Linked DNA regions of Homo sapiens: region 2 is linked to region 1. The links are chromatin loops, found by intact Hi-C in ENCODE. Cell type or tissue: HCT116. All regions are shown on one strand.

Region 1 (5,000 bases):
AATTTGTATTTCATTTTACAGACTCACAGGTGGAAGGGACTTGCCTTGTCTCAGATGAAACTGTGGACTTTTGAGTTAATTCTGTAATGAGTTAAGACTTTGGGGGACGGTTGGGAAGGCATGATTGGTTTTGAAATGCAAGAACATGAGATTTTGGAGGGGCTGGAGCGAAATGAGATGGTTTGTCTGTGTTCCCACTCAAATCTCATCTTGAATTGTAGTTCTCATAATTCCCATGTGTTGTGGGAGGGAACCAGTGGGAGGTAATTGAAACACGGGGGCCACTCTTTCCTGCGCTGTTCCCATGATAGTGAATACGTCTCTTGAGAGCTGATGGTTTTATAAAGGGGAGTTGTCCTACACAAGCTCTCTTGCCTGCCGCCATGTAAGACATGACTTTGCTCCTCCTTTGCCTTTCACCATGATTGTGAGGCCTCCCCAGCCTTGTGGAACTGTGAGTCAATTAAACCTTTTTCCTCTACAGACTACCCAGTCCTGGGTATGTCTTTATTAGAACTGGGAGAACAGAGTAACACATTAGGGCTTGCAAGATATCCTATTGCAAGATATAAAGGTAGAATAGAACAAAATTAACAACATAAATTAAACTCTACTAATGAATGAGATGACGTTGAGGATGCTGCTGCTGCTGATGGTGGTGGTGATGGTGATGATGATGGTGAAATTGTATCCTGTCAGGTTCTGGTTACCAACCTCAAATCCAAATTTATTTTTAGCAGAAAAGTAGAACAAATTTTAAATTATAATAAAACCACTGATTATAATGATGCTTAATTTGTCATAGGCACTGTGTGAACTTATCGTGTATTTATTTTCTAATCCTCAAAACTACCCTTGGAATACACATGTTAAGAAGAAATACCTATGGTAAAGTTGAGGTTTAAAAAGATTAAGCAATTTGCCCAAGGTCAAATGTTTGGTAAATGAAAGAGCTTAGTCAGATTCCAACCCAGATTGTCTGCCTCCAAAACCTGTGTTTTAACCACTACATTCTATAGGCAGCATTGTTTATCAGGTAGGAATTTAGGCCACATTTGTCTACATGGATTGATTGTCTCCAACAGATTTGCCAAAATATTTCTTGGTCTTCACTAACATCAGTCAACTTTTAAAGGGTGAGAATGTATTCTTTGTGGGAAAATGAGTTCACTCAGTGAAAACATCAGGTGAGTGATCTTATATCCCTGTATTCTAAACAAAAATTGTAGAATTCAAAGCAATTGCTGATGTTTTCCAAGATAAGGCACTGTGAGCTTAAAATATATAAAGATATATACAGACAAACACATATTTACACATAGAGATAAAATTGATTTTTACACAGCTGATAATATGGGGGGTTTTATGCATGTCATCAACTAATAGCAAAGAAACAGGTTTGGCTATTTGAAAACGGCTAAATATTGTGGTCTCCCTGAAGATTGATCCTACATGTGATAGTCCTTAATATACACGAATATCAAAACATAAAAGTGTGTTAGATGTTAGATGTACACCACAGTTTACATGTTTATTCTGGATATATTTCACATGCACTCTGTACCAGATACTGGAGACATGAGGAGGTAAATAAAACACATGCCCTCATGGAGCCTTATGAAGTATTAGTCCCATTTTACAGATGAGGAAATCACTGGTTATCCAAAGACACACAGCTAGTAAACAATTAGAATGGAATATAAACTACTAGCTAGCATAGAGCTAATACAGTGTCTTTGATCAGTGTGATGCCTCTCTAAATGTGAAAGATGCCAGGCACAGTGGCTCATGCCTGTAATCCCAGCACTTTGGGAGGCCGAGGCTGGTGGATCACCTGAGGTCAGGAGTTCGAGACCAACCTGGCCAACATGGTGAAACCCTGTCTGTACTGAAAATACAAAATTAACCAGGTGTGGTGGCACACGCCTGTAGTCCCAGCTACTCGGGAGGCTGAGACAGGAGAATCACTTGAACCCAGGAGGCAGAGGCTGCAGTGAGCCGAGATTGCGCCACTGCACTCCAGCCTAGGCAAGACAGAGTGAGACTCCATCTCAAAATAAATTAATTAATTAATAAAAATAATAAGTAATAAATAAATGTGAAAGACACAACTTATCACAGCCAGGAGGATGGGAACGCTAAGAACAGTGTAGGATTCTAATGCCTTGAGATTTCTTCGCTTTTATACTTTTCACTATTCTCTTTTATTTTCTGTTAACAACTTTCAGGAAAATGCTTGAAATAAAAACACTGAGTTGCTATGATCTCAGGGGGCAGCAAGGAATGGGAGAAGGGAGCAAGGAAAATGTAGGCACCTGGTTCCCTCCCCGCTGCTATCTTGGCCCAAAACAGAGTGCAAAATTTGCTGTGCTGCTGGGCAGAAATTTTTAAGTAAATCAAGCCAGCATTTTCTGTTTTGGTCTAAAATGTTTAAAGAAAATTAAAGTTTTACACCGCTTACTATGAATCCTTAAAAGCATAGTTGATTTAGATGAGGGTTTCTCCACAGCAGCACCCTTAACACTTTGAGCCCAATACTTCCTTGTGGGAAGCTGTCCTATTCACCACAGCAAGTTTGGCAGCATCCCTAGTCTGTACCCTCAGGACATCAGCGGCACCACTCTACTTCCTCAAGTTGCAACAACCACAAATGTCTCCAGACATTGTCAAATGTAGTCTGGGGGTTAATATTACCTCTTGTTGAGAATCACTGATTTAGACAAGACTTGACAATCCTTAAAACCTGTTGGAAGATTTCTCCAAAGTGCGAACCCCTAAAGAAATTCCTTTTCTTCTATAAAATGGACACTGTATTCCTTTAGTGGCAGAGCCTTGCACCACACAACTATAGTTGTGGCCCTCTCCCTGGTCCCCACCCACAAACTCTTAAAGCAGGATAAATGATAATGCAATAATCCTAGTTGTTTATAAACCTTTTTATTCGTATATTTCACACGGAATCATTATCTGTCAAGAGCCTCCACAACTTTTAAGCTCTCATTAATTTAAATAATAAATGAGGTTCTTAAGCCCCCTTGTGGCGAAAAGCAGTAACAAGAATTACATCAGAAGAGGGAAAAACAGTGAAGCACAGTTAATATATGAAATTTCTTTACCCCAATATAAAATGTCTCAATGGCCGGGCGCGGTGGCTCACGCCTGTAGTCCCAGCACTTTGGGAGGCCGAGGCGGGCGGATCACGAGGTCAGGAGATCGAGACCATCCTGGCTAACACGGTGAAAACCCCGTCTCTACTAAAAATACAAAAAAAATTAGCCAGGCGTAGTGGCGGACGCCTGTAGTCCCAGCTACTCGGGAGGCTGAGGCAGGAGAATGGCGTGAACCCGGGAGGCGGAGCTTGCAGTGAGCCGAGATAGCGCCACTGCAGTCCGGCCTGGGCGACAGAGCGAGACTCCGTCTCAAAACAAAACAAAAAAAAAAAAAGTCTGGTTTTCCATCAAAGGGGAAGGGGGGTGAAATCTGCAGAATAATTGTTCCACTAACAGAAATTATGAAATTAGATAAAACAATTTCTTGAATTAGTTGGTGTATTAGTTCGTTTTCACACTGCTGGTAAAAACATACCCGAGACTGGCAATTTACGAACGAAAGAAGTTTATTTGACTTACAGTTCCACATGGCTGGGGAGGCCTCACAGTCATGGTGGAAGGCAAGGAGGAGCAAGTCACCTCTTGGGTGTCATGGTGTGTCAGGAGGCAAAGAGAGAGCTTGTGCAGAGAAACTCCTGTTTTTAAAACCATCAGATTGCCAGGCGCGGTGGCTTACGCCTGTAATCCAGCACTTTAGGAAGCCAAGGAGGGTGGATCACAAGGTCAGGAGTTCGAGACCAGCCTGACCAACATGGTGAAACCCTGTCCCCACTAAAAGTACCAAGTCCGGCATGGTGGCCCATACCTGTAACCCCAGCTACTTGGGAGGCTGAGACAGGAGAATCACTTGAGCCCGGGAGGTGGAGCTTGCAGTGAGCCAAGATCGCACCACTGCACTCCAGCCTGAGGGACAAGAATGAGACTCTGTCTAAAAAAAAAAAAAAAAAACCATCAGATCTTGTGACACCCACTCACTGTCAGAGAACAGCACGGGAAGGACCTGCCTCCATTATTCAGTCATCTCCTACCAGGTCCCTCCCACAACACATGGGAATTATGGGAGCTACAAGATGAGATTTGGGTGGAGACGCAGAGCCAAACCATATCATTTGGTAACTGCACAGTTTAAAACCAATAAATTACAGGCAGAACCAGAGTGCTCTAAGAAAAAAAAAAAAAGAATGTTAGGAAAAACTTTGTGTAATTAAAAAAAATGAACAAAATGAAAAAAACTGAGTCCTTATTTTTATTCTAGTTTGTGACTATAAACAAGTAACCTAACTTCTCTGTGTCTCAGTGTCCTGACCTAAATGCAAAATAAAATAAATTGTAGAGCTAAGACACTTTAGACATCATGTAATCCAAGTATTCCTTAAAAGATAACTGAGTCCCATAAAGGTTTACTAAAACCATACTAAGAATCATGCATATCCCCTAAGTTCCTGTCCAATTTATTCTATGATCTAGATCAAATTTTTACATACAAAAATTAAATGGTGGGTGACAAATCAATGTGTAAAGAAAAATGAATATATGTGATTATCTCTACTTCAAAAAGCAAAAAGGGAAACAGGTTGATATTAATTGACAAATGCCCATCAGCGAGTCAGGTAAAATCTCAGTTCTAGGGTACCCTGGGTAGGTATGGGATGGGAATCAACACCTTAAGGATCAACACCTGAGGGAAAGAATTTGGGCAGAGAAGGAGAAGGCCTCAGCTGACCCTTCAGGAGGCTCTGAAGCTAGGATTATCCAGTTTTAGGTGGTCCTTTTCTGAGACAAGCGGTTGCTCATGTGAATCAGTTATTGTGTCCAGACTACCCGAAGGAAGAGCTATGATCTTGAGCAAAAGAAGAGCATTTTCCAGAGAGAATTGAGAGCTTAGGGTTT
Region 2 (5,000 bases), 440 kb before region 1:
CATTCTATCTAACTATACTTTTCTACCAATTAACTGTCCCCACTTTCTGACTTCTCTATCTTTCCTGGCCTCTGGTAACCATTATTCTACCCTCTGTTATCCATGAGTTCAATTGTTTTAATTGTTTTAGCTCCCACAAATAAATGAGAGAACATGTGAAGTTTGTCTTTCTGTGCCTGGCTTATTTCACTTAACGTAATTTCCTCCAGTTCCAGCAATGTTGTTGCAAATGACAGAATCTCATTCTTTTTAATGGCTGAATAGTACTCCATTGTGTCTATGTACTACATTTTATTTATCCATTCGTCTGTTGATAAACAGTTAGGTTGCTTCCACATCTTGGCTATTGTGAATAGTGCTACAATAAACAAGGGAGTACAGATATCTCTTCAATATAAGGATTTCCTTTCTTTTGGTTAGACGGCTAACAGTGGATTGCTGGATCATACAGTAGTTTTATTTTTAGTCTTCTGAGGATTCTGCAACCTGTCCCCTATAGTGGTTGTAATAATTTACATTTCCACCAACAGTGTACAAGGCTTCCCTGTTCTCCACATCCTCTCTAGCATTTGTAATTGTCTATCTTTTGCATATAAGCCATATTGACTGAGGTAAGAAGTTACCTCATTGTAGTTTTGATTTGCATTTCTCTGATGATCAATGATGTTGAATACCTTTTCATACACCTGTTTGCCAATTTGTATGTTTTCTCTTGAGAACTGTCTTTTCAGATCTTTTGCCCATTTTTAATTGGATTATTAGATTTTTTTTCCTATAGAGTTGAGAATATTTTCTCCCATTCTGTGGGTTGCCTCTTCACTTTTTGGATTGTTACCTTTGCAGTGCAGAAGCTTTTTAACTTGACGTGATCCCATTTGTCTATATTTGCTTTGGTTGCCTGTGCTTTGGGAGCATTACTCAACAAATATTTTACCAGCCCAACATACTGGAGAGTTTCTTTAATGTGTTCTCATAGTAGTTTCATAGGTTAAGGTCTTAGATATAAATCTTTAATCCACTTTAATGTGATTTTTGTGTATGGTTAGAGATAGCCTTGTAGTCTCATCCTTCTGAATATAGATATGCAGTTTTCCCAGCACCGTTTATTGAAGACACTATCCTTTCCCCAATGTATGTTCTTGACACCTTTGTTGAAAATGAGTTCACTGTAGATGTATGCATTTATTTTGGGGTTTTCCATTCTGTTCCACTGGTCTATGTGACTGTTTTTATGCCAGTACCATGCTATTTTGGCGTAGCTTTGTAGCATAATTAGAAGTCAGGTAATGTGGTTTCTCTAGTTTTCTTCTTTTTGCTCAGGATAGCTTTGGCTCTTCTGGGTTTTTTGAAGTTCCATATAAATTTTAGGTTTGTTTTTTCTGTATATTGTGCTTAACCCAGGACCCATGATTTTTTATTTTATTTTTATATCATAAGTGAAAGGATTAATTATAAATTTTTGAAGGTAAGTTTTGTCATGTATTAGTACCTTACTAATGCAAGACACAGCCAACAAAAAAAATAGATTTATTTAAGCTTATTGAAACAAAGAAAAATTTTAAAGAGGTTACTTATCATTAACAACAACTTCGGAAAGAATACTATATTCATATGGGACCACAGAAAGAACAGCATAAAGATAGCTAACATTTTCTAAATACCTAATATGAGCCAGAATATCCATGGATTGTCTCATGTAATTATTACAATAACTATCATAAGCCATTGCTACAATGATTCCCAATATCATAGTTGGAAAATTGTGTTGTAGAGTTGTTAGGTATCTTCTTAATTTAGAGAAAGCTTTCAGGTAGTAGAGGCAGCGTTGAACCTAAACAGTCTATTGCCAGAGTTTGTGTTCTTCATCACTTACCATGCTACAATGCTTAGAAATGCCCTCCATCTCTTACATTGAATAATTTATATTTTTCATGACCTATGATTTTTTTTCTATACTCTATAAATTAGATAAATTCTTATGGATCTGGTTCATAAAGGCAGGATTCTGGCCCTTCCTTGGCACTCAATGTGCACACTCTCTGTCGACCATAAGAGGGCGACTGTCATGTTTTTAGGGTAGACTAATTCCAACTAGACATGCTGATAGCAAAATAAAGTCAGGCAAACACTTTTAATTTTGAAAGAAAATATAAATTAGTTATGGATTCAACATATATTTGTGTACCACAATGAGAACAAAGATAGAGACACTCTACTTCAGGAGTTTATATTTGGGAAGAGCTATGAATGTGTAACAAATCTAAATAAGCAGTGTGGACAATACGATTTATACATTTGGAAGAAAACCTTATAAATTAAAAAGTAATATTGCATGATTACAGAGCACTTTAAAATTTTCAAACTCGTTATTGCTGCTTACAGGATTCTTATAACTTTATATGAGAATGTGTAATTATCTCTACCTCAGAGATGAGAAACTTGAGACTTGAAATTTAAGGACTTGCCTCAGTCATTGGTTTGCTATTAACATTGGTGAGACTTTCACGTGCACTGCCAAACCTACTTCTAAACAATTGGTTTTTTCACTCTCACAGGAACTTAATGTGTAACTAATAAAAACTGATCATCTCCACCAACTTAGTGATTTGGTTAATTGTTATTTTCCCCAAAAATTTTCATATGTCTACATATAGTTGGTGTATTTTTTGTTGTTGTTTGTAGAGTTAAAGTGTAAAATGGCTGAACAGATCAAACATGTATGTGTGTTTTTAATTTCAGTAAAAAAATAAAATAACCCACAACAACTCAGTTATATGCCTCAGACCTTGTTTGCCAAGTTCCTACAAGGAGAGAATTTTTATGGCCAAATTATAAAACCCTGAAAATAGGACTTTATAATGGAAATGCGGATACAACCGTAACTATGGTATTGCAATTGCATCACTATAAGAAAATTGGTTTAGATAATATACCCTTCTGGAATGAATGCCATTCTAAATGATTGTGCATCTCCATAATTCTAAGCTAACTCAGTAATTCAAAATTACTAAGATTTAAGTTTGGTACCAATAAGCAATAAACTTATGGCTACTGCTATAATAACTGTTGGTCGCTACCCCCTTATTTCACAGCAGGTGGTCTGCTCCATGCTGGTAGCTGACTGAATGAAAGCAAACAACATTTTGAAACTAATTCTTGAAGTTGATGGAAGACTCCAGAGCCATTTCCACTGGTGAAATAGTGTTGTTGTGTTTTGTGGAATTTTTTTCTTTTTAAATTAAATGCTCTGAGACACTTGATCTTTCTGACAAAGGAAGGGCATATACAGCTTTACTCTCATTTCATGTAACAATTGTGAGTCTCTAGATATTCAAACTTGTCTTGAGCAGATTGTTTTTAGTTCATAAGCCATTATTAGCATACTACCCCTATTAATAAGGGAAAATAACTCATTTGTCAGTGAATGGATTTCTTTGAGTCAAAGATGTTAGAGAGAGGTTTATTTACTCCATCTGTGTTTGACTTTAGAGGAACAATCCAAGAAGTCTTCCCCCCTTATTTCTAATATGTTCACAAAACTATATAATTTGTTTAAAATATATGATCAGGGTCTCACAAATTAAAATGTCAAGTTTTCAATGATAAGTAACATTTGGAAAAGCCTTTCTTTGCAGTTTTTTAAATATGGGAAATAAGAAGTAGTTCCATGCAGCAACCGATAGGATTCAGCCCTACTGTTTTTAGAATCTGGAGCTTTTCCTTGAATATTAATTAAGTGTTGTTCTCAATTATTTTAAAGTTCTTTGACATTTCATAACATCAACAGATTAGATGTAGAGTTTGGTCTAGGTTTTTTTTATTTGAATCTCAAAGTCCTTCCTCTTTTTTTTGTACTTCCTTACCTAGAATAGTCATTAAATACACCTTTTTCTCATTTCCTTACTTTGAAGAAAATGGCGTTATACTGAAAAGAGAAAGTAGCATTAAAGATAAAAGAGAGAAGATTGGTGAAACCAAAATATGATGGCAATTATTGGAAACAGCAAAGAACATAGTTTAACACACTGAAAGAAAAAACACTATCGAGTATGAAATAAAAATAAATTATTTAAGCATCGTAAATTCTCATAAAACAGTATAATATGAAATTATTTTGCAGAAATTTCAGTTGAAAATGGTATTTTCTTTAGCTAACATTTTTCACTTTAACTACAATTAAATATTTTAATTAATTATAATATTAAAATAAAATAAATTATATAATGCCTATATTCTTGGACAAGGAAGCATATTTTATTTTTTGAAATTTGTTAGCAATATTTTGAATATAATAATCATAGTAGGTTTTAACATGTGGAAGCTTAAAGATTTTTAGGCTGTTTTTGATAACAAGGCACTTTTCAGAAGGTTTACAAATTTCTGAGCTTTGACAGTTCACTGATATGCCTTTGTTATTGTCTTGTAAAGTCACACATTTGCTCACATTGCACTAAGGTGTACAAATATATTTTCTTTATATTTCATATAGCATATGTTAAAAATATCATTCTACTGAATAATGGGGAGCTCCATTCTCTACCAATCCTTTTGGATAACTCAGCCCTAGATAGTAAGTTAGAATATCTCAGTAGGAAAATGCTTAGTCTTTCAGAGTGGTACTCCTTTCTTCTGCTCAACACAAAGATTGTATCTGTCTTTATGGAGAAAGAGGGCTCATGTGACCACATGCTAGAAAAGGAGTGGCCCTGGGATTCACAGTACCATCTTCTTGTCCCTCTGGTCTCCATAGTGATGTTCTGCACCTACCTGGTCTATTTTCCCTTTTGGACTTTGCGTCTTAATTTTATGACTATTATATTAGTGGTTTATTTTTCTCATTTGGAGCTGAGTGGTTCTTCCCACTTCCTAGGACCAATCTCAGGTCTCCTTGGCACTATAGACCTTTGGAAATATAACTGCAAATCTCTTTAACCTCAGGCACTGACAGACTGTGAATTCAGGATCAATTTGTTCCTATAAGGGTCACATTTTTCTGGCAG

The links. A loop is a pair of places that touch in the nucleus more often than their neighbours do. Peaks named below come from ENCODE experiments on the same cell type or tissue, not always from the same donor. Only the 100,000 strongest peaks of a DNase experiment are listed, where the experiment ranks them.
Region 2: it touches region 1 in a loop (11-fold over the local background); 1 of 110 quality-filtered maps calls a loop at or near these places.

The regions. Positions count from the first base shown.
Region 1 is chr6:49,621,275-49,626,274 of GRCh38, reverse strand. The region is part of intron 1 of RHAG (Rh associated glycoprotein); the gene reads left to right. Among named protein-coding and RNA genes, the nearest start is that of RHAG, 13 kb to the left of the region's middle. In HCT116, a CTCF peak has its summit at 3,028 (motif pointing left); a DNase peak (open chromatin) is centred at 3,064; H3K4me3 peaks cover 988 bases; H3K27ac peaks cover 507 bases.
Region 2 is chr6:50,059,307-50,064,306 of GRCh38, reverse strand. No RefSeq gene overlaps it. Among named protein-coding and RNA genes, the nearest start is that of DEFB112, 12 kb to the right of the region's middle. In HCT116, a CTCF peak has its summit at 2,063; a DNase peak (open chromatin) is centred at 2,116.